3 separate regions of the Mus musculus genome follow, and regions 1 and 3 are each linked to region 2. The links are chromatin loops, found by intact Hi-C in ENCODE. Cell type or tissue: heart. All regions are shown on one strand.

What was found. Hi-C counts contacts between places; a loop is a spot of excess contacts. Peaks named below come from ENCODE experiments on the same cell type or tissue, not always from the same donor. Only the 100,000 strongest peaks of a DNase experiment are listed, where the experiment ranks them.
Region 1: it touches region 2 in a loop (2.6-fold over the local background); 2 of 42 quality-filtered maps call a loop at or near these places.
Region 3: it touches region 2 in a loop (2.2-fold over the local background); 5 of 42 quality-filtered maps call a loop at or near these places.

The regions. Positions count from the first base shown.
Region 1 is chr4:126,465,115-126,473,114 of GRCm38, forward strand. Ago1 (argonaute RISC catalytic subunit 1) reads right to left here and starts at 3,469. Exons shown (of 19, transcript NM_153403.3): 1 at 3,283-3,469. The coding sequence starts at 3,307. In heart, no CTCF peak of the experiment used is centred here; DNase peaks (open chromatin) are centred at 2,807 and 3,577; H3K4me3 peaks cover 2,919 bases; H3K27ac peaks cover 2,572 bases.
Region 2 is chr4:126,318,757-126,326,756 of GRCm38, forward strand. Adprhl2 (ADP-ribosylhydrolase like 2) reads right to left here and starts at 2,947. Exons shown (of 6, transcript NM_133883.2): 1 at 2,686-2,947. The coding sequence starts at 2,914. Tekt2 (tektin 2) reads right to left here and starts at 6,932. Exons shown (of 11, transcript NM_001357262.1): 1 at 6,889-6,932; 2 at 6,378-6,447; 3 at 6,047-6,252; 4 at 5,838-5,963; 5 at 5,474-5,679; 6 at 4,883-5,026; 7 at 4,601-4,715; 8 at 4,364-4,471; 9 at 4,064-4,207; 10 at 3,816-3,895; 11 at 3,365-3,663. The coding sequence starts at 6,202. The coding sequence ends at 3,450. In heart, a CTCF peak has its summit at 3,021 (motif pointing left); DNase peaks (open chromatin) are centred at 2,995, 3,555 and 4,095; H3K4me3 peaks cover 3,015 bases; H3K27ac peaks cover 1,313 bases; H3K27me3 peaks cover 4,157 bases.
Region 3 is chr4:126,426,419-126,434,418 of GRCm38, forward strand. Ago3 (argonaute RISC catalytic subunit 3) reads right to left here and starts at 3,124. Exons shown (of 19, transcript NM_153402.2): 1 at 2,850-3,124. The coding sequence starts at 2,868. In heart, no CTCF peak of the experiment used is centred here; a DNase peak (open chromatin) is centred at 3,193; H3K4me3 peaks cover 2,194 bases; H3K27ac peaks cover 1,625 bases.

The sequences.
Region 1 (8,000 bases), 150 kb after region 2:
GGACTTGACTCCCTCTAACCACCTGTCAAATCAGCCCCAGCCCCTTTCCACAGAGGAGCATGCAAGTCCAGCCCAAAGAACTCAGCGGCAAAGGAACTAAACTAGTCACACCTATCCCAGAAAGAGCTGAGCGGACACTGCGCACAAGCCCACTAACAAACACCCCTCTCACATCCTAGCTCTTTAAAGTTTACTGTTGCACATACACTCACCATCCTCAGCTCAGTGTTTCAAAAAGAGGACCATACTTGACCTAGTCACAGCTCAAGCTAATGCCGGGCACAAAGACAGGTACTTAGTATACCCATATGAAATGAATGACCAAGTCTACCCATAGGCACACCACAAGAGTACACAACTACACAACCACACTCGCAACGGTCCCGAACGAACAATCATAAACTCTGCATTGGAGAAGCACTTGCCCCCTTTCGGATAGATCTTTCCCTTTCCCAAGTTCTAGGATCCCATTCACCTTTTGCCTCCTAAACTGAAAAAAATCAGTTGAAATTCTGGGAGAAAGACATCCCTCTAGAACCAAGGGCAAAGCAGAAATTATAGGGTGTGAGTTGAGACAGACACTCCCCTCAGGGCGCTCTCCACCCCAGAAATGGACAGTACACCAGTGCCAGCCCAAGAGCACTCTCCTGTCCAGGATTCAGGGAAAACGGAGAACACATCTCCACTTCATCCCCAAACTAGGAAAGAAGGCATGAGGAAACAACTACCTCTCTGCCATTCTGTCCCCAGGAAAGCTGCACAGCTGTACAGTCTCTACTCCCCAACCTCGCCCTGCCCCCAGCTTTTAGTCTGAGAAAGGAAGACACTTCCCCTCAGACCCAGACAGGGACAGACGGCCACTTTGTGATGCAGATGAGGGCCCCAGCACAGAGGACAAAGCTCCAGCCTAGGGGGAAAGGGGCGGGGCCCTTCCCTGCAGACAAAAGCAAGAAGGGAGGGGCCCTGAAAATGACACTCCCCCTCCCCCATCCCCTACAAGCACTGAGAAGGAAAAGTAACCGAGCTCAAGGCCCAGGCTCAGGATTCCTCCCCAGCGACTCAGGGGCTCACACATCTTCTAAAGAAGCCAGCCGACTACTCAGAGGGCGTGTACCCTCGGTCAATCAGGTGGTGGGCAAGCAAGGACTGAGGCCGATCTCTCGAAAAATATCTGTCCACAAACATTAACCACCCACATGCATAGACACAAATTACAGAATAGGCACATGAGTTTAACCATATGCTCACACTTGAATGATCTGAGTCAATTAATAAACATGCTCTCTGTGTCAGGCCCTCCAGACGCCAAGCAACTGCTGCACTGTCACACAGATAAGTCGGACAGCACCTCTACCCTCAAGGCACTCTCAGGCCAGGCCATGCCCGAACACACCAGTTCACTGAAGGCACATCTGGACGTGAGCAACAGTGTTTTGAGTCTTCTCAGAATACTCCAGCACCTTCCAAAAGAACAGCAGTCCAGCCCCAGAAGGAAACAGCTATGGGGTCCCTCCATCAGAGTTCCCAGCCTGAATTTTAATTCCGTCTTTTGATGACGCCACTAGCATTTTCCCAATGATCCAGCTGACTCCAGTTCTCCAGCCCTTCACCTGGCAGCTTCCTTCTGTCCTGTAACAAACAAGCCCCCTTTCTTCATCACCCCAGAACCCATCAGACACTCGTCAGGATAAAACCATTAGCAATTCAGGACATAAGCTTTCGTCAGTCTGTCTGGACGTGGGTCCTACTCTATAGTCCCCGGGTTTGTTGGTAGTAGTTTCCAACCTAGAAAATAAGGATTTACACTCTACCTAACAAGGCTATCTGTGTTTGGGAAAATACAATCAGTACACATTACAGATCAGTTCCTCCTTGTGTGTGTGTGTGTGTGTATCCTCTAAATAGGAAAAGTAAGTTAGAGCTATTATCAGGTCAATGCTGCCCCACCCCCAACATCTTGCTTCTTTTTTCTTCTCTCTCTCCCTCTTCTCTCCCCTCTTTGGTTTTCTTTTTGTTGTTGTTGTTTTTGTTTGTTTGTTTGTTTGTTTTTTGGAGACACTGTCCTGGGACTCGCTCTGTAGACAAGGCTGACCTTGAATTCATTCATCTGCCTGCCTCTGCCTCCCCAGCGCTGGGATTAAAGGCGTGCGCCACCAGTGTGTCTGCCTAACAACTTGTTTCTATCAGGCAGACAAGCTTGGCAGCTTTGAGTCTAATGACATGCTCCTGACGTGGGAAAAGATCCACTAGGAAACAGGAGGCACAGGTATATAGAGAGATTATATTGTGATATAGAGTCAATTCATGGAAAAGGAGGGCACTATCTTCAGATTAAAAGCTCCCATCTCTTCTCAGGAGTGGTCTAGAAACTTGAAAAACATGTGGGCCTAGTTTCTCAGTGACCAACACTTTCCTAAGGCCTATCTTCTGAGAGAAGTAGCTCATAAAGCAAGGCTTTGGTCCCCGTCCATCCTCATGCAGCAGAAAATGCACTCTGGCAGTTGACCTCGACCCTTTCTTTGACAAACTGCTACTCCGGGGTTTAAGGACCAAGTGTCAGAGACCGCCCCCCACCCTTCCCCCAAGACAGAAGGCAATTCCCATTTGTACTACGCAAACAGAATCTGCGAGACTGCACACTCCTCCTAAACCCAGGGGCACAGGAGGGATACTCCAACAGCCACGCCCCCACCACATAGGGCAGCCCTTCAGGCTGGTACCTCCGCGCATGCTCCCGCGCCACCACTCAAGTCCCCAATCTAAGGGGGGAAATCCCTGGTCTAAATCCCCACCCACCGCCCCCTGACCCTCACCCCCGCTTCAGGCCCAGCTGGGCGGAGCTCAGAGGCCAGCCCCGGCGCCTACTCCCCAGAGACATTAGCTTAGCCCAGCCCAGCACGGCCGAGCCCCCGCCCCCCGACAGGCGGTAGTTCCAGGCCCATCTGTGTCGCCCCCCTCCTCTCCAGGACACCTGGAGCCCGCCCCCCTGCCACCTGCCGGGCCTCCCCATAGGCCTCCCCAGACCTCACGGAAGGACACCGTGCATTCAGGCCCTTCTCCCAGGTTACTTCTCACCCTCGGGACAGTATACTGCTTCCTAGGACAAACAGCCCGGGTCTCAGATCTTCACATGGTTCTCAGCCGGAACTGCATACAACCCCCTTCAAAATGGGCCCCCCATCCCCTGAGAGCCCCTCTCCTCACTCTGCAACCATGCTCTATGCCGCGAGAGCCTATAGGGCTTTGGAATACACACTGCTCCCAGTCCCCGAGGGCCCTTACCTGCTCCCGAGGGTCCCGCTTCCATCCCATATACCCGTGCGGAGGACAGGCGGCCGGGAGACTGAGGAGTCCAGCGTGAGGGGCCTAGGTACCTCGCACTTGCACTGCTCGGGCTCCCGGGCCGGGCTCGGCTCCCCCCCGAAGCCCGGCCGCTCGCGCTGTCGCCCCCGCAGCCTCCGTTGCCGCCGCCGCGGAGCCTGCAGCAGCTCCCCCTGCTAGCGCCCGAGTAGCTGCCAGTGCGCAGGCGCGACCGATGGGCCCATGGGGCGGACGGGAACGAGTCAAGCGGGGCGCTCGACGGCAACAAAGGCCAATGGAGAGGGGCGGGGGCGCGGGGACCGTGCAGCGGCCTCTGGCGGCCACTCGTAGCCGTGCAGCCTGGCGGGAGGGCTCCAGTGGCGGAGCCGCGCAGTGGCGTAAGAGGGGAGGGGCTGGGCGACACCCCTTCCCCGGCTGCAGCCTGGGGCCCTGTCTTTTCCCTAAACAGATCTCTGGAAACCTATCCACAGCCCCGCTATCAACACAGAGCCTGGCTCCCACCCATTCCCCGACCCTCTCCCCCTCCAACACCCAATCACTCAAAGGCCCTGCCTCCCACCTCTCCCAATCACCCTCACCCTTAAGTCTTGACTGCCTCTGCTAAGTCAGTCTTTCTGTGTCCCTAGTCGCTGATCTCATTAATGCCACCCACCCTTCCAGGCTGCGTGCCTGGCGCTGAGACCACAAATGTGTTAGAAACCTTGCCTATTCTGGCCGGTGTAACAGTTTTGACACTGACAGAGCTCTCTATCTGCAGGAAGCACCTGCCTCCACTTTTTCGTCTGCAGAACGTTTGCTCCTACCAAATCTCTTAATGACGTTTTGTGTCAAACCCCAAAGGCTAATTTCCTATTATTTCCCTGCAGCATCTGAAACTATATCTCTTCTTAAAAATTAAAAAAAAAAAAGACTTTCCTTGGCTTTCACATTTTCTTAAGTCTCCTAATGTCTGTCCTGAAGAGCTTTCTTCAGTGGCTCCTCTTGTTTTGTTCACTGTAGTGACCTGAATTTTATATTCTACTCTCCCCTTGCCTCTTCACAGCTTCATCCACTTTTAATGCCCAAATATCTATACGTTACCATGTTGCAGCTTCATATTTCCTACTGTCTGCTGGACAGCTCCAGCTGGATCTAACAATTCAAACTTAAGTCCAAACCTAACCCTTTCTTTTTCCCCTACAAAATACATATATTTGTCCTGTCTCAGTGAACTGCATCTCCATGCCAAAAATATCAGCTCCTGTCTCCCTTGTCTATTTGCTATATTCAACTGTGTCTTGACATGCTTACCTTATGAAGTGCTCTCAAAGCATTCCCTGTCATTCTCATAGTCTCTAGTGTGGGTACCCTTTTCTTACCTTGCCAGAAGCACCACAGCTAATTCCTTGATCGTCTCACATAACCTTCTCATTTGGTCTGCTGCACTGATGGGGTAATTACAGAGAGACCCAGCTCAAACGTAACTTACACACACACACACACACACACACACACACAAACGCACGCACACACACACACACACACACATTTTTTTGAGACAGGGTCTCACTATGTGCTCTTGGCTGGCCTGAGACTTGTTATATAGATCAGGTTAGCCTTCAAATCACAGTATTCAGTTTCTTCTGCCTCCCAGGTGCTGGAATGAAAGCTGGCCACCACCACTCCCAGCTTCTATGTATTTTCAATGTTCACCTTACATCAGATGCTATACAAAGGAGAAGGAGTTTAGGAGATGGATGATGTTCACACCTTACTAGTGAGATGAACTTAAAGACATTCATTTTAGTATGCCTAGCTTCCTTTCAGCTTGTGAGTTGCCTTCGGAGTGAGTCATAGGCCTTATGCTGAGTAAAAGGATGTATGTCTCAGGTGGGTGGGGTAGCGCAGGCCTTTATCCCAGCACTGATAAGGCAGAGGCAGGCAGAACTCTGTGAGTTCAAGGCCAGTCTGGTCTACTTAGTGTGAGTTCTGGGACATCCAAGACTACAGAGTGAGACCCTATCTCAAACAAACAAACAAACAAACAAACAAGCAAACAAACCTCTCTCTCTCTCTCTCTCTCTCTCTCTCTCTCTCTCTCTCTGTGTGTGTGTGTGTGTGTGTGTGTGTGTGTGTGTGTGTGTAATAACTTTTCAGATGATGCAGATATGGCTAAGCTGGGGGCCACACTAAGGACTAGTGCTCTCCAGGGACTAAGAAGAAAGCTCTAGAGCTGGCTTGTCTTGGCTTCAATCCTTAGCCTGCCACTCACTAATTATGCAACATTAGACAAACCATTTTGCTTTTCTGTTTCTCACTTTCCTCTTGTGTAAAATGGTGGTGCTGTAGTAGCTACATCATTGGCTGTTTTGAACATTACAAGAATTAATAAAACTTCAGAACAGAGCCCAAAGGGATGGGACCACAGGAGCAGCTGCTATCAGTCACTATCTGCCTCCCACACAATAAGTTCCTAAAAGATGGATCATATCAGATACATTTCTGCCTCATTCGCTGTTAAGCAAATATGTGCCTATGATAATTAGTAAATTTGGATTTAGCTGAATTAAATAGAGCATAGAGAAAACAAAAAACAACGTTTAGAAATAGCAAGACATTTGGCCTGAGTTAAGACCTTTGCCTGGGTTAAGTGAGTGGGAAGGAAAGCATTCCCCAAAAGCCTGAGTCTCCCTCTGAGTCTCCTTCTGTTAAGACTCAGCCTTATGTTTATTTTAAGGAAAGGAACTGATCACTCCTTTGACTGACCTCCAAAGGGTACAGTGGTGTCACACTCTGGCCCAGCTGTCAGAGTTTTTCTGCAGACAGACTGCCCCCACCATTATGATGCCCACCCCCATCTCAGCTAAGAAAAGGGGTAGAAGGAAATTCAGAGAGCACTTTGTTTTTCAGGCTGACACACTCAGGGTCTCTGGTTTTTAATTATTAAATTATGTTTTGTTTTGTGTGTTCACACCGTAGCATATATGTGGAAGTCAGAGGGCAATCTAGGTCACAGTTACCAATTTCAGGTCATGAAGCTCAGTGGTGGGTGCATCTTGCTGGCCACTCATTAGCTCTAAATATACATCCCTGGAACTCTACTGGCGCACTCTCTTCCCCATTCAACCCTTTCATTGTCCACTGCCAACACACAGAGGCCTACCATCTGTGGGTACCAGTCTACTCACCTTTCCTCTCACAACTTCTTAGAACTGAAATAGGAAGAATGACAGAAAAAAGAAAAGAAACAAACAAAACAAAAAACTGTATCCCCATCTGTGCTCTCCTCTTCTAAACATTAAAAACATTGTAGAATACAGGCACAGTGGTACGTGCCCATACTCCAGCACTCATGAGGGCAAGAGGATGAGAATCTGTTGAGCCCAGGAGTTTGCTACTAGCCTGGGCAACACAGTGAGAGACACCTGGGGTGGGGGGTGAGGGGAAGGGAAGGAGGGGGACAGGGAAAGAAACAGAAGGAGAGAGAGAGAGAATAGAATGAGAACAAAAAAAAGTAAATGGAAAATTCAAGGAAATCAGTAGTAATTGACTAGTTATAATTAAGAACAATGATGATAAACTATCCAGCTTGATCAAGAAATAAACAGGGAGATGTTTGTGATCTGTATTAGAAAGTGCATCTGATAAGAAACCATATCAAGTGATCTGATACAGCCACCAAACCCGGATGTTATTGTGGATGCTGGGAAGTGCTTGCTGACAGAAGCCTGATATGGCTGTCTCCTGAGAGGCTCTGCCAGAGCCTGACAAATACAGAGGAGGAAGCTCGCAGCCAACCATTGGACTGAGCTGGGGGGGCGGGGGGCTGGGGGGGTTCCTGATGGAGGATGGACTGAAGGAGCTGAGGAGGTTTGCAGCCCCATGGAGGGAGCAACAGTGCCACACACACACACACACACACACAGAGCTCCTGGGGATTGGACCACCAACCAAAGAATACACAGGGATCGGCACCCATGGTGCTGGCCACATATATGGCAGAAGATGGCCTTGTTGGACATCAGTGGGAGAAGAGGCCATCGGGCCTGAGAGTATTCAATGCCCCAGTGTAGGGGAATACCAGGGAGGGAGGATGGAAGTGGGTTGGTCGGGAAGCACCCTCAGAGAGTCAGGGGGAGGGGACTTTTGAAGGGGAGACCTGAAAAGGGAAAAAATATTTGAAATGTAAATAAAGAAAATATCCAAGAAAAAAATTAAAAATAAAAAAATTTTTAAAAAAGAAGCCATTAAAAAAAACAAACTAGTAAAGGAGAGAGACCAAACCCTCAATGCAAACACAAACTAAAAGCAGTAATGACTGCCGGGCTTGGTACTGCAGCCAAGCCTAAGCATCAGCCTTCCTCCTCCCCCAAATCTCTATACTCTAGACAAATAAAGATACAGACGAACAAAGATACAAGGATAGATTTGAGCTAACTCTACAATTCAGAAAAACAACACAGATGGCAATTTCAATGAAGCCTTCAGTATAATGACAGAAACACATGGGTGTGCCGTAAAAAGTGTAAGGAGATGAGTCTAATCCAGCCTAGGAGAATCAGGGTAAGTTTCCTAGAGGCATGAGAGAAATGAGCAGAAATTAACCAGGCAAAGGAGGGGTAAGTGAAAGGTGTCAGCAGAGGGTGCAAAGGTCAGAATCAGCACACACACCATGGGAACTATCAGCATTCCTAATGCTC
Region 2 (8,000 bases):
GCATCAGATCTCATTACGGATGGTTGTGAGCCACCATGTGGTTGCTGGGATTTGAACTCAGGACCTTTGGAAGAGCAGTCAGTGTTCTTAACCTCAGAGCCATCTCTCCAGCCCTGATTTCTGAAGGGAAACTTTCCACTCCCTTCCTCCCTCCCTCCTCAGCATCTTAGCCTGCTTGGACTATATGCTTTCCACCTCCAGTGTGGCTTTACGCACTGCCACAAATTCTTTTTTTTTCCGAGACAGGGTTTCTGTGTGTAGCCCTGGCTGTCCTGGAACTCGAACTCAGAAATCTGTCTGCCTCTGCCTCCCAAGTGCTGGGATTAAAGGCGTGCGCCACCACTGCCTGGCTGCCACAAATTCTTAAGTAGGACATTGCCTCCTTTTCAATTCATTCGATCTGTACACAAGTCTCTTCCAGTTTGCTCCCATCCTTTCCCATCTTCCATCTCATGGCTCCCCTGCAGGCTCAGGACCAATCAATCCTAGCACTTGGCTCAAACCCTTGCAGCTAGGTCTGCTCCCTACCCCCACCCACCTCATCTTCATCTCCCCTAGCTTCCGGTATTCTGGAATCGCCTCCTCCTTTCAGTTTGTGTTTGGATGGGTATGTCTGCCTTCATGCTCTTAACTGCTGAATTATCTCTGCAGCCCCCTTTGTTTCTGAGACAGAGAGGGTCTCACTGTCAGTAGTCCTATCTCGCCCAGGGCTGTGTAGACCAGGCTGACCTCAAACTTGCTGACATATTCCCACCTCTTTCTTGTAAGTGCTGGAGTGCTGGGGGGTGGGGGTGGTGGTGTCACATGTGTGTGGCACCACATTCATATTCTGGTACTTTTTTTTTTTTAACCCCTCAAGACAGGGTTTCTCTGTGTAGCCCTGGCTGACCTGGAACTCACTCTGTAGACCAGGCTGGCCTCAAACTCAGAAATGAACCTGCCTCTGCCTCCCGAGTGCTGGGATTAAAAGAGTGCGCCCAGCCCTACTCTGATACTTCTAACATGCCACACTCAAAGAGGCTACTAACCTGCTAGGACAGGACCTTTGCTTCACTGAGAGAAGACAGTTACAGAGAATGGACTCGTCTAATGAGTGCCTCCCGGATCCTTCAGATAGCCAGTCCACTCCCTCCTTGTTGTTCAAACTCCATTTCCCCTCTTCTCAGGTGGCCCCTGTGTCCCACGTTCATAGCTGTAAACACATTCCTAGTCTTTGCCAGCCTGGTCATAGGTAAAGGTCACCCTCGCTCACTGGGGTCAGGTGTTGCTCTTTGCCCTTCTCTCTATATGCTCAGCACATGTCTGTGAGTGAGGGGGCACTGTGTGTCCTCCCTCCTTTTGCTCTGTGCCCTGGTCTTCCTGAGGGAGCCGTTCTTCTTTAGTCCTAGCTGGAGGACTGACCTCCTGCCTAGTTAGACGGCAACTTGAAGGCATCCATCTCTTATTGCCAGTCCCTTATGTAGGACTGGGCTCCAGACTCAAGTTGCAATGTTCGTAGAGTTGGAGCAAAGGAGAATCTCTCTCGTTCTCTCTCTCTTTTTTTAAAGATTTATTTATTTGTTATATGTAAGTACACTGTAGCTGTCTTCAGACACCCCCAAAAGGGCATCAGATCCCACTGCAGGTGGTTGTGAGCCACCATGTGGTTGCTGGGATTTGAACTCAGGACCTCTAGAAGAGCAGTTAGTGCTCTTAACTGCAGAGCCATCTCTCCAGCCCCAAGGAGAACCTCTTCTGCAGTGTTACTGGGACCATACTGTAGGAAAAGGAGACTGCCAAAGTGAGCTCCCCCCAAAGGGAAACTCAAGGCCAAGAGGAACCAAGCAAGCTAGTTAGGAGTTGAACTCCTGGACTTAGCACTGCTGGAGGCCAGAACTTCCTTTGGACTCTGTCAGTTCTTTCCACTCAGACCCTCTTAAAATGTGTTTCCTGCAGCCACAGGGTCCCAACTACCACTCAACCTAAAACACACCTTTTTTTTTTCCATCTTACCAAACCATAATGAAATAAAATTTGTCTTATCTCTGCTTCCTTTAACACCCGTTTTCCATGTTCTCGACCAACTCGACATGGTTTTCTGGGTCCAGACTACCCTGACTTTTCTGTAACACACCAGTGTCCTAGTCTTGAAATTCTTTCCTCTGGTTTTGTTACCATCCTTCCTACTTCTCGGCACACCCCGTCCTTCCTCGCTCCTTCCCCTACCTCTAAATGCCTCTTAACTCGTGGAGTCCTCTGGGGTTCTGACGACGGCCCCCTTCTACTATGTTACATGCTCTTCAAGAAGAACCAAGTCTTCTACTGACATCTGACCTGGAATCTGAGGACAAGCTGCGTTTGCAAGCGAAAGGAAGGGACATGTCTTAACAGGCTAGGGACAGCCCTCGCCGACGCCCACATCGGGCCAGCAGTTTGAGAAAGCTGGTCACGACGGAACTGGCCACGCGGGAACTGGCTCTAGCCAAGGTTTTAGGCGAGGCCTGCGCTCTGAATGTGGTCATGGCTGGAGACCTACAACCACGGAGAGCTGGAGCAAACCGATTCGATCCAGGGGCCTTCAGCCTCGTGACTTCGTGGGAGCTCGCCGCAGGAGCCTCCACCTCGGCAGCCTAGTCTGCGCGCGCGCCCCCGAGTCTCGGTCCCCTCGCCCAGGGGTGGGGACCCGATCGGTGGTGCCCCGCCCACCTGTCCGCGCGCTGCCCGGCGTGCCCGGGTCCGGCTCCAGGCTCTCGACGTGACTCAGGACTGATGCCAGGCTGACGGTATCGTGTGCCTCGTAGACAGCGCCCACGCAATCTCCCAGCAGCGCGCCCGCCAGGCAACCTCGGAAGCGCGAGATGGAGCGGGCCGCACTTGCCCCGCCGCCCCCCGCCGCCGACATCGCTGTAGCTGCTGCCGCCGCAGCCACCGCCATCCGCGCGCGGACTAGTCGCCACTTCCGGCATCGATGCTGCCGCCTCTTTGGTCGTCTCTTCCCCGCGGCCCCACAGCGCCCCCTTGTGGCCCGGAGTCTCAGCCTACGTCCTACCCCACAGCGCCACTCAACGGCTGGGAGTCTCAGCGCCCCATAAGTACTCGCACGCTTCGCTTTGGCGCTCCCTACCTTCTCATTTGTAAATGGCACCACAAATGCGGCCGACAGCTCCCTAAAATCCCGCGGAGGACCCTTTGAAAAGCACCTGAACAAGAATGTTGCCCACTCAAAGCCACTGCTGCCCGCGGGCGATCACCTGTATCTTTACACCCGTATTCCTTCTGGAGTCGCTTTGGACTCGACCCCTATGAAGTCTAGGCGACTCCATCGCTCAAGTGGACTGTCTCACTCGGTCAGCCACTCTCATGGGGTAGCAGAAAAGAGCCTGGCTTGAGAACTCCATTTTTATTATTTTACTGTCCCCTCACTACTCCCCCCTCCCACCAATCTTGTGTCTTCCCTCAGCCGCCAAAGCCTAGGTTAGCTCCAGCTGGCAGATTTTGAGTGGACTCAGTGTGCGGTTTGTCGTGCGCGTGAAGGTGTCCACCTGGGGCACAAATTTCTCAGCCGGCACCGTCAGCTTGCGTCGGGTGTCCATACACTTGGTGTCCAAGAGCAGGGTGTTGGTCTTGCACGCGATATCAGCCTGTATCCGGGCCAGGTGCTTGAACAGGGCATCCAAAGCGTTCCTGTAACGCAAAGCATCGGGAGCTCAGAGCCCTACATCAGGCTGCAGGGGCCAGGACATCTCACCAGCATAAAGCCCAGAGAGACCAGCAGGCACTACGGCCCCATGGTTGAGCAGTGCCCCCCACTATTCCTGCCCACTCTCTAAACCTACTGTGTTTGGGCCAGCTTCTGCTTCATGGTATTGATGGTTGCCTCTAACTGGTGGACTTCATCAATGAGGCCATACTGTGTCTGAAGACAGAGGGGCAGGATGGGGTTTTCAGTTCAGCCGCAAGACCCTTCAGCTGGTCGCATAACTGCCTTGGACCAGAATGCTTGTTCCACAAGAAACGTGCGAAGAGGGGTAATACTGAGGTCTCCTTAGCAGACAGGGGTGGTCCCCACCGGGGCCCCTTGTACCTGGTCCCGGCAGAGCTCCACATTGGACCGGTAGGTTCTGGACTCCAGCCGGGTATGTGCAAGCTTCAAGTTCATCATCTTTCTACGCAGGTCCTCCTCCAGGCGCCGAATGTCTCCCTGCAGCTCGGCTATCTCTTCTAAGGTCTGTGGCAGACATTACTGTTCTCCACCGGCAAGACTCACACTAGGGCTCCCAACTGAAGCTTCAGGGCAGGGTTCCTTATGCCCTGCCTCACAGCATGGTGGGAAAGGCAGGGTGGTGGGGTTGGGGGAGGGTAAGGGGGTGGTGGTGACACTCACATTTTTCTCTTGCCACTTGAGCTCACTGTAAAAACTCTCCATTTCCCGAAGCCGCTTCCTGAAGGTGAATTCTGTTGCAACCCTCTGAGCGTCCAGTTCATTGTTGGTCTGCATGAGGAGGGTGAGCCAGGCCAGAAGAGGGTGTCATGGCCTTGTGAGATTGCTGTTTGAAGTCAGGGAAGGGCTAACATGTGGTCAGTGTGGAAAGAAAGACAGAGGTGAGTTGGGCTTAGTCACCTGAGCAATAGCTAGGGCAATGGCTTCCCTCAACTCTATGGACGCTTTCATTTCGGCCTCTGCCCGGTTCTTGTTGAATCGAGTAAATTCATCCCACTGCTGCAGTGTGGTGGAGCTGTGGAGGCAAGCAAACAATGGGGGTCACTGGGGCACACAAGGAAACGATGGGGTCACAGGGACACACAAGGAAACAATGGGGTCCTAGGGACACACAAGGAAACAATGGAGGTCACAGGGACACACAAGGCACACAGAAAGGACTGACTGAAACACTGGTCTTACTCTTTGGGGATGCGTGTGGGGTTGACTTTCAGAGAGATGTTTGGGGAAGTGAGGTTGAGAGAGAGGCAGCCCCTGTCGATCTCCAGTGTCTCCATTTTGTCCCGGTGGTCAGAGTTGAGTTGCTGCCGAATTTCCTGCAGGAGACTGGAGAAGGAGAAGACACTGGAGCCATGGCTCCCAAGGACCAGGACGCGAGCCTCACTGGACTGCAGGGATACTGAAGGTTTGTGGTATGTGTGTGTGCGCGCATGCTTGTGTGTGTGTGTGTGTGTCTGTGTGTGATGCATGTGCTGCTGCATCTAAGACAGAACAGCCTTATGAGTGTCCCTCAGAGTGTACCTCAGTCACAGGTATGTGACTTCACATGCACGCATGAACATTTACAATAAGGGGGCCAAGATCAATGGTGGAACTTTCAGCCGCGGAACAAAGGCTGCCTAGGTTCCTGACAATGAGTAGGCCTTGGAAAGCAAGTCCTAAATGACCAATATCTCCTGCCAGAAGGCTGTGAGGGACAGAAAGTATCATCCAGCAAGTCCCATGATGCCCCCGGGTGCATGTGAGTGTGCTCCGGTCGCCCCCCCGCCTCACCAGAGGTGCTGGAAGGCCTGGCTGATCTTCTCCTGTAGGACCTTCTTGGTGGCTTCAATGACTTCCACCTCTTTCAGCAGCTCTTCCTCCACAGGGTCCCTCACCACATCAATGTCTCGCCGGCTCTCTCGCAGAGTCAGGCACTCGATGGCCACATCCAGGGGCAGGTTCTTGGCCTGCAGGTTTTGCTCCGCCGATTCTTTGGCCTAGAAAGGAAGAGCACGGGGATTGGTGGGGCCATGCTCAGTGGGAGAGCGCGCCCATCCTCACCTCAGCAGAGGGAATGGTGTCCAGATCTGAAAATGGGGTAGGAGGGATAGGCCTTGCCATCAGAGCCTGCGGATGCCCAGCCCTGGCTCCCTGCCTGTGCCAAGCTATCGATCTCAGCATCTAAATCTGTCAGACACTTGTCCAGCGTCTCCTTCCACCGGTTGACAGTGTCGATCCTCTCAGCCAGGCGGGTCCTATTGTCATGTTCATCCCATACAATCTGGAAGAGACAGAACCAAATAAAATGAATGTCTGTGGTTAAGGGCTCTCCCATGGCCCATGGACCTTAGCGGGTCCACAAACCTGATTGTTTGTCTCATTGCGAAGGATCCGGGCCTCCTGGCGGATTTGGTGGGAAGCATCTCGCTGCCGCTCTGCATTGGTGGACAATAGGTAGCTGTTGGTGCGCCAGTCGGAGAGCCGGTAGCGTTCGCTGGGCTTGAAACTTAGTGTCGCCATGGCTAAGGAGACGAAGGTCTGAACCCCTTAGGCCTGTTCCAGATCGCCACCTGCAGAAGAATAGAAAACCCGCCTTTTCTGGATCCCCTCTCCCCAAACCTTGGCCTCTTGGCTCTAAGCCCTTTCCCGCAGAGTCTGCTGGGAAGGTTTCCAACTCAGCCCCCCTCCAACTCACCTCCTGTGAGGTATTAGCAATCAAGCTGTATTTCCTCAGTGGTCTGTCTTCAGGCACAAAGCCCTGGAGCCTGCAGATGCAAGGATGCTCGTAAAGGAAAGGATAAAGTGTGTGTGTGTGTTTGTGTGTGTGTGACTTACTGAAGGGATGGCAGGGAACATACCCCTTAATCCAGTTTCCACCCCTACTTCCAACAATCACCCCTTCTCAGGCTGTGGGCCAGGCCCACGGGGGATCCGGGAGAAGAAACCTTGTTTCCTTTCCAGGGTGGACTGGGCGCCACACCCAGGCTTTAACCAGCTATCTGGGTAGGGAGGGAGGCTGGGTCCCTTGCCCCGCCTGGTATGGAGGAGGGCTGGCCGCCTGGTAGGAGGAGCTGGAGTCAGAATTTAGTGTCCAACAGTATCCTTCCTGCGCACAGGCTCCAACTTTGGGGTTTCAGTCAATACCCGGGCCTGAAAACTGGGTTAGGAGGTCCGCCGCGGCTGCTCTGCTCGCCGCATCCCCTCACCTGGTTTCCCCTCACGCCCTCAGGGCCCAGGTCTGAGAACTCCTGTTGTTTGCGGCTCTGGTTGCCGAGCAACCGCCCCCTCCTCGCGTGGTCACCTGTGCCCCTGCGCTGTCACCTGGGCCTCAGCTTAGCCAGGCAACCGCGCAGCTGCGGATCTAGGAACTGAACATTTTAGTTTTGATCAACGGTTTACACTGACAAGTTTTAAAAGTCTGGATAGTTCATAGGAACAGTAAAGGCTTCGTTTTCAGGCTCGCTTTCTTTCCGGGGTCTCCTTCCAGAAATAGGTGGTGTAACAAAAAAATATATCTTGGACACACATCTAAAACATATATATATATATATATATATATATATTCCTTTGATTTTGTTTTGCCCAACAATTTTACCATTGTTTGAAGTCGTACAAAAAACAGCATTCCTTTTATAGACAACATAAGATAAGCCTGGAAAAGAAAAAGGGTTGACCTCAGTGAACTGTGCCTTGGACCCAGTGGGCCTCGCTTGCCGAGCCTGACACATCACCTCAGCAAAAGCTGAGCGTCCTGGTTGGTGCACAGTTGTAATTCCAGCAGGGACCAACAGGCAGCGTGTGTTATTCCTTCCAACGTAAAGAAGTGTAAAAATAGAGGTGTATGGACTTGGTAGGCAAGTGGAGGGTGGGGCTGCCTTCTAAGAAGTGGGAGGTGCTTGCTTGTAGGGGGATCCATCCTGCTGGCTAGTTTCTAAGCCCAGGAAAAGTAGAACAGATTTAAAACAAACAAACAAACAAACAAAAACAAACAACAAAATCCCAGATTCCCCACTATGTAACCCAGGCTGGCCTCAACCCAAATCCTCCTTCCTCCGCCTCCTGGGTGCTGAGATTACAGGTGTGAGCTACCACAGGCTCTTTTGTAGACTCTGATATACAGCTCATAAATGGGACACAAGCAGGAGTTGTTTGTTTGTTTATAGACAATTTGTGTAGCTCTGACTGTCCTGGAACTCACTCTATAGACCAGGCTGGCCTCAAACTCACAGAGATCCACCTGCCTCTGTCTCACAAGTGCTGGGATTAAAAGCCTGTGCCATCACCACCCAGCTGTGAATAGGAAGTTTTTTTTGTTTTT
Region 3 (8,000 bases), 110 kb after region 2:
AGCCCATATATTTTATTTAACTCAATTGTAATTAGACCAAAAAAGTTTTATAAGATTTACCCCCAAGGAATCATAAACATAAATGCCAAATTATTATTTAAAATGAATTATTCCCTTTTTTTTGTTGTTAAATTGAAATTGAGGTGGTACTAATTAGTGGACTGTATAGGACAACTGAAAAATGCCTTATAGAGCTAGGTATGATGGCATACAGCTTTAATCTACACAAGGAGACCTAGTTTCACAAATAACCCTTGTAATATTTCATGCAAATAGGAAAGAAAGAATAAATATTTCTAGTAAGGAATGCTCCATCACTAAATAATTACATAATAATTATATTTTATATCCTCTATTGCACTAAAAGGAAAACAGAATTTGAGAACCAAAATTTCAGTACTAACCTAATAGACTGTTAGAAAGCACCTATATCTATTTTTTTCAAATTTAAAATTTATTATATTGCTTTATGTGTATGAATGTTTTACCAGCACATATGTATGTGCACCATATGCATGCCTGATGCCCTTGGAGGTCAGGAGAGGGCATCAGATCCCCTGGGACTGAAGTTATAGTTTTGAGCTACCACATGGTGCTAGGAACCAAACCCGGGTCCTCTGCTGAAACAGCAAGTGCTCTTACTTGCTGAGCCATCTCTCCAGCCCACATAGCTAAAAAATGTCAAATCTGAATTTAAAACCTAGTTGTCTATTTTCCTAAGTATGTTTCAATTTCACATTCACTGTAACAATTACATAAAAATCGCAAGAACAACACAAAAAACTCTCTCTCCCTTTTTCTCTCTGTTTCTCCTTCCTTCCTTCTTTCTTTCCTTCCTTCCTTCCGAAGGGTCTCACTATGTAGCTTTGGCTGGCCTAGAACTCACTATGTAGACTAGACTGGCCTCTAAATCACAGAAACCCAGGTGTTGAGGTTAAAGCCATGGGTCGCTGCACCCAACCAAAAGAATCATTTTGATGGTAACAACCTTGAGCCTGATAGTAAACAACAGCCAGTCACACATAAACTTCACTGAAGAACAAATTCTATGTTTCAAGATGGCCAAGCATGGCTGGTAGAACTGTTTTGTTTGTTTTTATTCAATGAACAACAATTTGGTTGTTTTGTTGTTTGTTTAGACAAGGTCTCACTAAGTAGCCCCAGCTGGCCTAGAACTCTTTATGTAAATCAGGCGGGCCTCCAACTCACAAAGATTGAACCATCTCTGCCTCCTGAATGTTGGGACCGAGGTGTGAGCCACCATTGCCAAACTAGTTAATAAATCTTAACTATACCTTCCCTGATGGGAAGACATCAACTGCTCTATATTTTATCAAAACAACACCCAAAAAGAAAAGGTACATTTTACTGAGTCAGGCTTAGCTAATTGTATCAACTGAGTAGTTGGCCCTATATCACAAATAATCAACACATGTCAATATTTTCACATAAAAAGCCCAAATAGGGAAAATACTCAATTTGGGGGAAAGCTCTTCAAAAGTTTTAGGTAGATGATTAACACAACCTTAAATGTCATATTTAGTTTTCCAGGCTTGGCAACAGGGTAGCTATGTAAAAATCAGAGAGCTGGAAATAATCAGATTATCTTATAAAGTAAAAGCAGTACAGACAGAATGTAAACTTTTAAAGCATAGAAAATACAGTCTGGAAACACACATATTGATAATAAGAGTCCAAAACTTCACAGCCTAGACATATTTCACTGTTAAGAAAATATGAGAAAAAAAATGGAACATAGAAAGGGAAAAAATGGTAGACACTGAGTAGAAAGAAATTCCACATAATAAAGGAAATGCCTTTTTGTATCCCTTCGACAATTATGCCCTGAACTGATTTGAAGGCCTTCTATGTTGCTAGTTTTAGTTTTGGGTTTTTTTTTTTCTCTTATATTTGGGGACCTTTCAAATTGGCAAGATGAGATATGAAATTCAGTGACTTGCTAGGACATAATAACAAGGCAATCCCCCAAATATATGAAAACAATATATTACTGATCTTGTGGATGGAGAGAACTTTCAAACTGGAGAACAGGGTGACTGCTGGGCCAGCAGGCCGTTATGTAACACCTATTTCATGTTACTCTATCAACTACTTTAGAATCGCTGACTACTTTTTCCTTTTTAAAGACAAGCACTATCCAGGCCGGCTTCCTTTCTCAAGACCTCTTTTTTTTTTTTTTTTTTTTTTCCTCAAGAGACAAATCCTAAATTCCAGATTTCCTGTGCAGGGAATAGAAAATAGAGGGGAAATAGTGTCAGCATCCTGAAGCTCTGCCTTCTAGTAAGCAGTGGTCCAGAGCGACAGGACATCTCCGAGCTCCTCAGAAACTACACACTCAGACACTGAGAACCAGGGGTGGGAGCAATGCCATCTTGCATCTGACGTCGCCCGAGCACCAATTAGAAACGTAATCATTGATTATCTCAGAGTATCCTCAAACTACACTAATAGGTAGATAAGGGTTATGCCTGACTTGTTCTGCATCCATGGGACACACGACCCGGTTAAAGGACAAGCGCGCCCTTTATATTTCCAACAAGAATTCCAAAAGCAAGGGCAAACTTCTCTCCATTCTCAGGGGAAAGCACTCTAGGGGGATGTCATCACCTACAGAACTCCAAACTTAAGCCCTCCTTGTAGTTTCGCCAACTCAATGACCCCAAGAGTGTAGGTCCCTGGGCTGTGGAGAGGACACCCGCATCGGGCCTGAAAGCCCGCAACTCCCTCACTATGTGCGCTGACAGCACCTGAAGTGGAAGGAACAAGGATGCTCAGGGGACAACATCGGGGTAACGACCCCACCTGCCCTGTCCCGCAGCTCGCCTCACCTGCGGAGCCGATTTCCATTCATGGAGCTGGGGGGAGTGCTTCACGAGAGAAGGGTGCCACCACAGAGGCGAGGAGCGGACGCCCTCGGAAAGCTCCGGGCACAAGAGGCACAGTCGGGAGAGACAGACAGCCTGCAGCGAGGTAAGAGCGGCGACAGTCCTGAGTGAGGACGCTGGAACCAGGTCCGGAACTTGCGTCGCCCACAGATGCTGACGCGTGCAGCTTCCCGACCCGCCAGCCGCCCCGCCGCCGCAGCCGCTCGCTTTTCCCGGTCGCCCCCGGAAGCCCGCTCGCGTCACTTCCGCTCTCCGGATCCCGCCCCGCTCTCCCTCCGGGTCGGCAGCTCGCCTGGAGCCAGAGCCTTGCGGGAGCAACAAGGTCTGGGGATCTGTGGGCGGGTGAGCCGGTGCCTGGCTGGGGCGGAGCCGCGGATGGGCGGTCGCCCTGCACCCGCTGTGCCTGACGGCGACAATCCCGAGCGAGAGGCCAGCTTTCCCCGTGCCAGCCTCCCGGGTGAGGACCGCTGCTTGAGGCGACATCGCTGCCTGCCCGCGGAGCTTACCTGAGGTACATCCTACCTGAGAGTGGCGGGTGACCAGCCAAGGGCATCCTCCCTCCCAGCTCCGTCTGCCACACCCGCTTGGAGCACGTGCACTAGGCGGTGACCACAAGTTCAATATAGTTTTTAAACGGATGAACAAGAAACGGGATGTTCCATGTATACCAGATGGAATTACGTTTATGTTTAAACAGTCTCCCAATACGTTGAGGAACCTAAACGACCTTCCGGTGTTTAAACACCTGCTAAACCTTCTCTTCCTTGGGACTCGAGACTTTTACAGCTAAATTGGTCAGCCTCCAGTTTCCCCGATCCGATCCAGTCTGGTGCTTTTCTGCTGACTTGGAACCTTTGGGAGACTAGACCCAGCTCATTATCCGGCAAATAGTCCGTCTTTTAAAAATACTTGGCTTCGTGAAACCAGATACTTCATGCAAGCTTAGCAATGATTCAGTATTTTTCCCCGTGTCCCAATGAACCAGTAATGTTTTGACATATATTTCTTTTTTAAAAAAGAGAATTGAGAAAGATTTTATTTTCACGATCCCTTCCCTCCCCGTTTTGGGTTTTTGGATTAGTCACTTTATCTTTGGACTTTAGTTTCCTCATCAGAAAAACTGAAAGGAAAACAAAAAACAAAAACCTCCCAAATGTTAGTAACAAAAATATTTACAATAGTTACAATTTTGAGGTACTTAATAAATATGCTGACTACATAATAAACATTTAATACATGGAAGTGACTCCAAGCCACATCTAGCACACCAATTCTGCCTCTCTTCCTGTTGACTGAAAAGAAATACTCTTATCACTTTTAAAATATCACATCCTCAGATGAATGAGCACATCTTAAAAGTCATGTTCAAGCTCTGATTATATACAATCCATATTGACCTAAGCCATAAGAACTAAATCTCAGACTTGTGGAAGGACCTATCCTACCCCCAATCTCTTGATTCTGGAACTAGTTCTTTGAATGAATGCAAGCTCAACTAGCTTCCAGAAAAACATGGTGTGGTGACAAACAGCATGCTTTTATTTGTTTTCAAATGTGTGTGGTGGTGTCTGGTCTCTGCACTTCTGGTGTCTTGGAGGCAAGAAGAGGGTGGCAGATTCCTGAGAACTGTTCAAACAGTTGTGAGCCATCCTGGGTGCTGGGAAGCACTTAGGTTCTCTGGAAGAACAGCCAGTGATCATAACCACTGATTCATCTTTTCGAAGGTGCTGCCTTTTTTAACACTGAAGGAAGATTTGCGTCCTTAGAGTCAGTGAAATCCAACAAATATCTGTGATGGGTTCCTATCTACTTTTGCTTTTACTGTTTTAGGGTAAACCCACATGAAAAACTCATGAATTAAAATTTAAAGTAGGGAGGCAAAAAGGTCTAGGAGATTCTTGCCGATGAAAAGTTGTATGAGACTTTCCCCTGGCCAAATACTGTTTGGGGTAACTGATTTCCAAATGAGCCTAATCTTGGGGACATAAAGTTTTGTGTATCTTGTTAACTGCCACACCTTCAGTACCAGAGCAATGCTTGTTGCTGTCCTGTAAGAGCACATTAACTATTTGCTGGCTGGCTGGCTGGATTGTTTTCAAGGATAGGGCTCAAGAAGTAGGATAAAACTGTGGCTTATGCCTGATGGCATCGATGGTTCTCAGAAGGAAGATCTATAAAACAGTACAAAGTCTCAGGTGCAGAGGAAGCAGTGAACACTGTGCACTGAGCATCCCAGCAGCCACCTCAGCCAGACAATGCAAATTTTCTTTAAATACGACTAAAAAAAGCATGAACTAGAAAAGTTAGAAAGACAGTAAATTTAACTTTACATTAATAAATTGGACATAAAAATGGGACGTTTTTTTCCTATTCATAACGAAAGGCAAGACATGGGTTAGGAAAAATTACATATATATGTACACATATGTGTATATATACACATATTATCTCCAACAAAGAACTTATTTCTTGAATTTTATATGCTTTCATAGCTCATTAAGACAAACAACCAAATTTAAAAAGGAGTAAACTACATGAACCACCCAACAAAAATACCAGGGTATCAAATAGTTACACGAATACATGAGTCGCCATGACAAAGCACATTAAAATACCAAATGCTCAGTGCATTTCAAACTTCCTACAGTAACGTGTGGTAAGGCCTTGAGGCCTCCAAATGAGATTCAGGGATTTAAGAATACTCACTTTCTTCCCAACTGCCACTGTTATTCTACAGCCCTTCATGTGTCTGTAGTCTCCTTCCTGTGTTAGGGAAGACACACCACTAAAAAATGACAGCCCCCACCAGTCGTTTCTAGAATGACTTGTGTTTGGATCACCAGCAACAAACACAATATAAAACATGGGCTGTAAGAACACATGGAGCCAAGGCTGAAGGCTCTCTACTACTCTCCATAAGCCAAGGTACCCACCCAAAGGTCCTTACCTGCTTCTGTCTTGTCAGACATAACTAACCTTCCTAGTCCTTACGATGCAAAGGATAAGTCCCATTAATGTAAGTCTTATAAAGGATGACTTTGCTGCTTTCCCAGTGGCATGAGAAAATGAGCCAGTGAGACATGAAGCCTGAATTGCAAGGGCATCCAGAGGAAGATTTCTTTGTTTTAGAAAGAAACACTGTAAGGGGAAAAAAAAGTCCTTCTATCTTCTGACATGGCTGCTTTGAAGGATTGCTTCTTTCATGTTCTCTGCATATCTTCCCAAGCGTGTAAACCTTCCTCAGCCTAGAGTCAAAACAATGTCTGGGAAATGAGAGTCCGTTTAGTATTCCAATGCATCATTACTGAAGTGATATTGACAGCAGCCTGGTAAAGCATGGCCGAGGCTTAGAACTTCTAAGTACGATCTTTCACTATATCGTTAACCTCTAAACCCTAACTGCCGTAAGATTCTAGCATCAAAGGCAAGAGGGAAGATTGTTCAACCAGTACTAAAAAGGCTATCTGTACTGGCTAGTTTTGTGTGTCAACTTGACACAAGCTGGAGTTATCACAGAGAAAGGAGCCTCCCTTGAGGAAATGCCTCCATGAGATTCAGCTGTAAGGCATTTTTCTCAATTAGTGATGAAGGGTGGGAGGGCCCATTCCTGGGCTGGTAGTCCTGGGTTCTATAAGAAGCAACGGATTGCTAAGTCTTTCAAAATAAAAAAACAAACACCTTCTGTGTCACTGGGTGGTGGTGGTGCATACCTTTAATCCCAATGCAGAGTTCTAGGCTAACTTGGTCTACAAAGCAAGTCCAGGATAGTTCGGGATCTGGTACACTGAGAAACCCTAACTTGAAAAACCAAAATAAAATAAATTTGTCTTATTTCAACCAGGAATATGTTGTTCAAGTTCAACCAACTTCCTTTAAGATTTGCAGCTAGAAGGATCCTGGTGTCTAGGCGGCCATATCCCAAAGGGATTTGACAGGTGGTAACCAAAGGCTTAGTGTTATAATTTGCAAAGTCATAACACTTGGCCTCCAGAGGACTGCTAGACCTATTATATGTACACTGTCTGCCAGTGATAATTCCACAGTGGGCTCTCCGCCAGAATCCTCTGCACCTTCTTCCCCAGTGTTGAGAAATCAGTGTTCTAGTAGTACTAGGGAAGATACCAGACCTCGCAAGCTCAACAACTATGCCACCAGCTTAAGATACAAACCCAAGAAACCCCTGAAGTTGGGGGTGAAAGTATCCGAAAGATAATTTGCTGACACCAAGAGATCTTTTCCTACTCTGCTTACCTGAAGATGCAGGAACATCACGTTTTGGCTTACTTAAAGTTCAGGATTATAGACTCCATCCCTTGTGTTTTTGTTTGGCTGGTTTTGGTTTTGGTTTTTTGAGACACAGTCTTACTATGTTGCTCTGACTGACCTGAAATTCAACATATGCATCAGGCTAGCCTTGACTCAGAGATCACCAGTCTCTGCCTCCCAACTGTTGAGGTTAAAGGTGTGTACCACCAAACCTGTCTCAGTATCACTTCTTGATTTGCCCCCTCCACACTCATGTTCTCCAGCTCACTTCACTCATCCTCAAATACATCTCTCTTGGTATCTATCTGCCTTTGTCTCGAGATGACAGAACAGAGTGTAGTTTCTGTTCCTAGGTGTTCACAGTCCCTGGAGAAGACACGTTTTAGCAGTAAGTACAGCAAGCTAGGTTCTGTCTGGTATACCAGCACACAATGCATAAAACTTGTTAGGAATAAAATCAGGACTTTTTTTTTCTCCCAAGAACAAGAGAAATTTGAAAGTGGTGGTGTTATCTGATGGACAATTTGGAAGTCCTAAATTCCTTTTCTATTTTTTCTCCACCTTATTTAACCAGGCCAAAATAAGTTACCAGTTTATCTAGTGGTAACTTGGCTGTCACCTAGCTTCTGACTCCTCCCCATCCCCAAGGCTGGCTGTCCAGTGTATTTCTTTTTGTAAGTGGTTTCCCTTGCACCTGAGGCCTTAGCTACCTTTTACCCAGTGTAAATCCGGTACTTCTACCAGCAGTTTCCCATCTTGCCTAAGCACCAAGACTGTGTTTATTGGTAACTTTAATTGTATTCCCCAGGAATCTCAAGATCCTTAAGG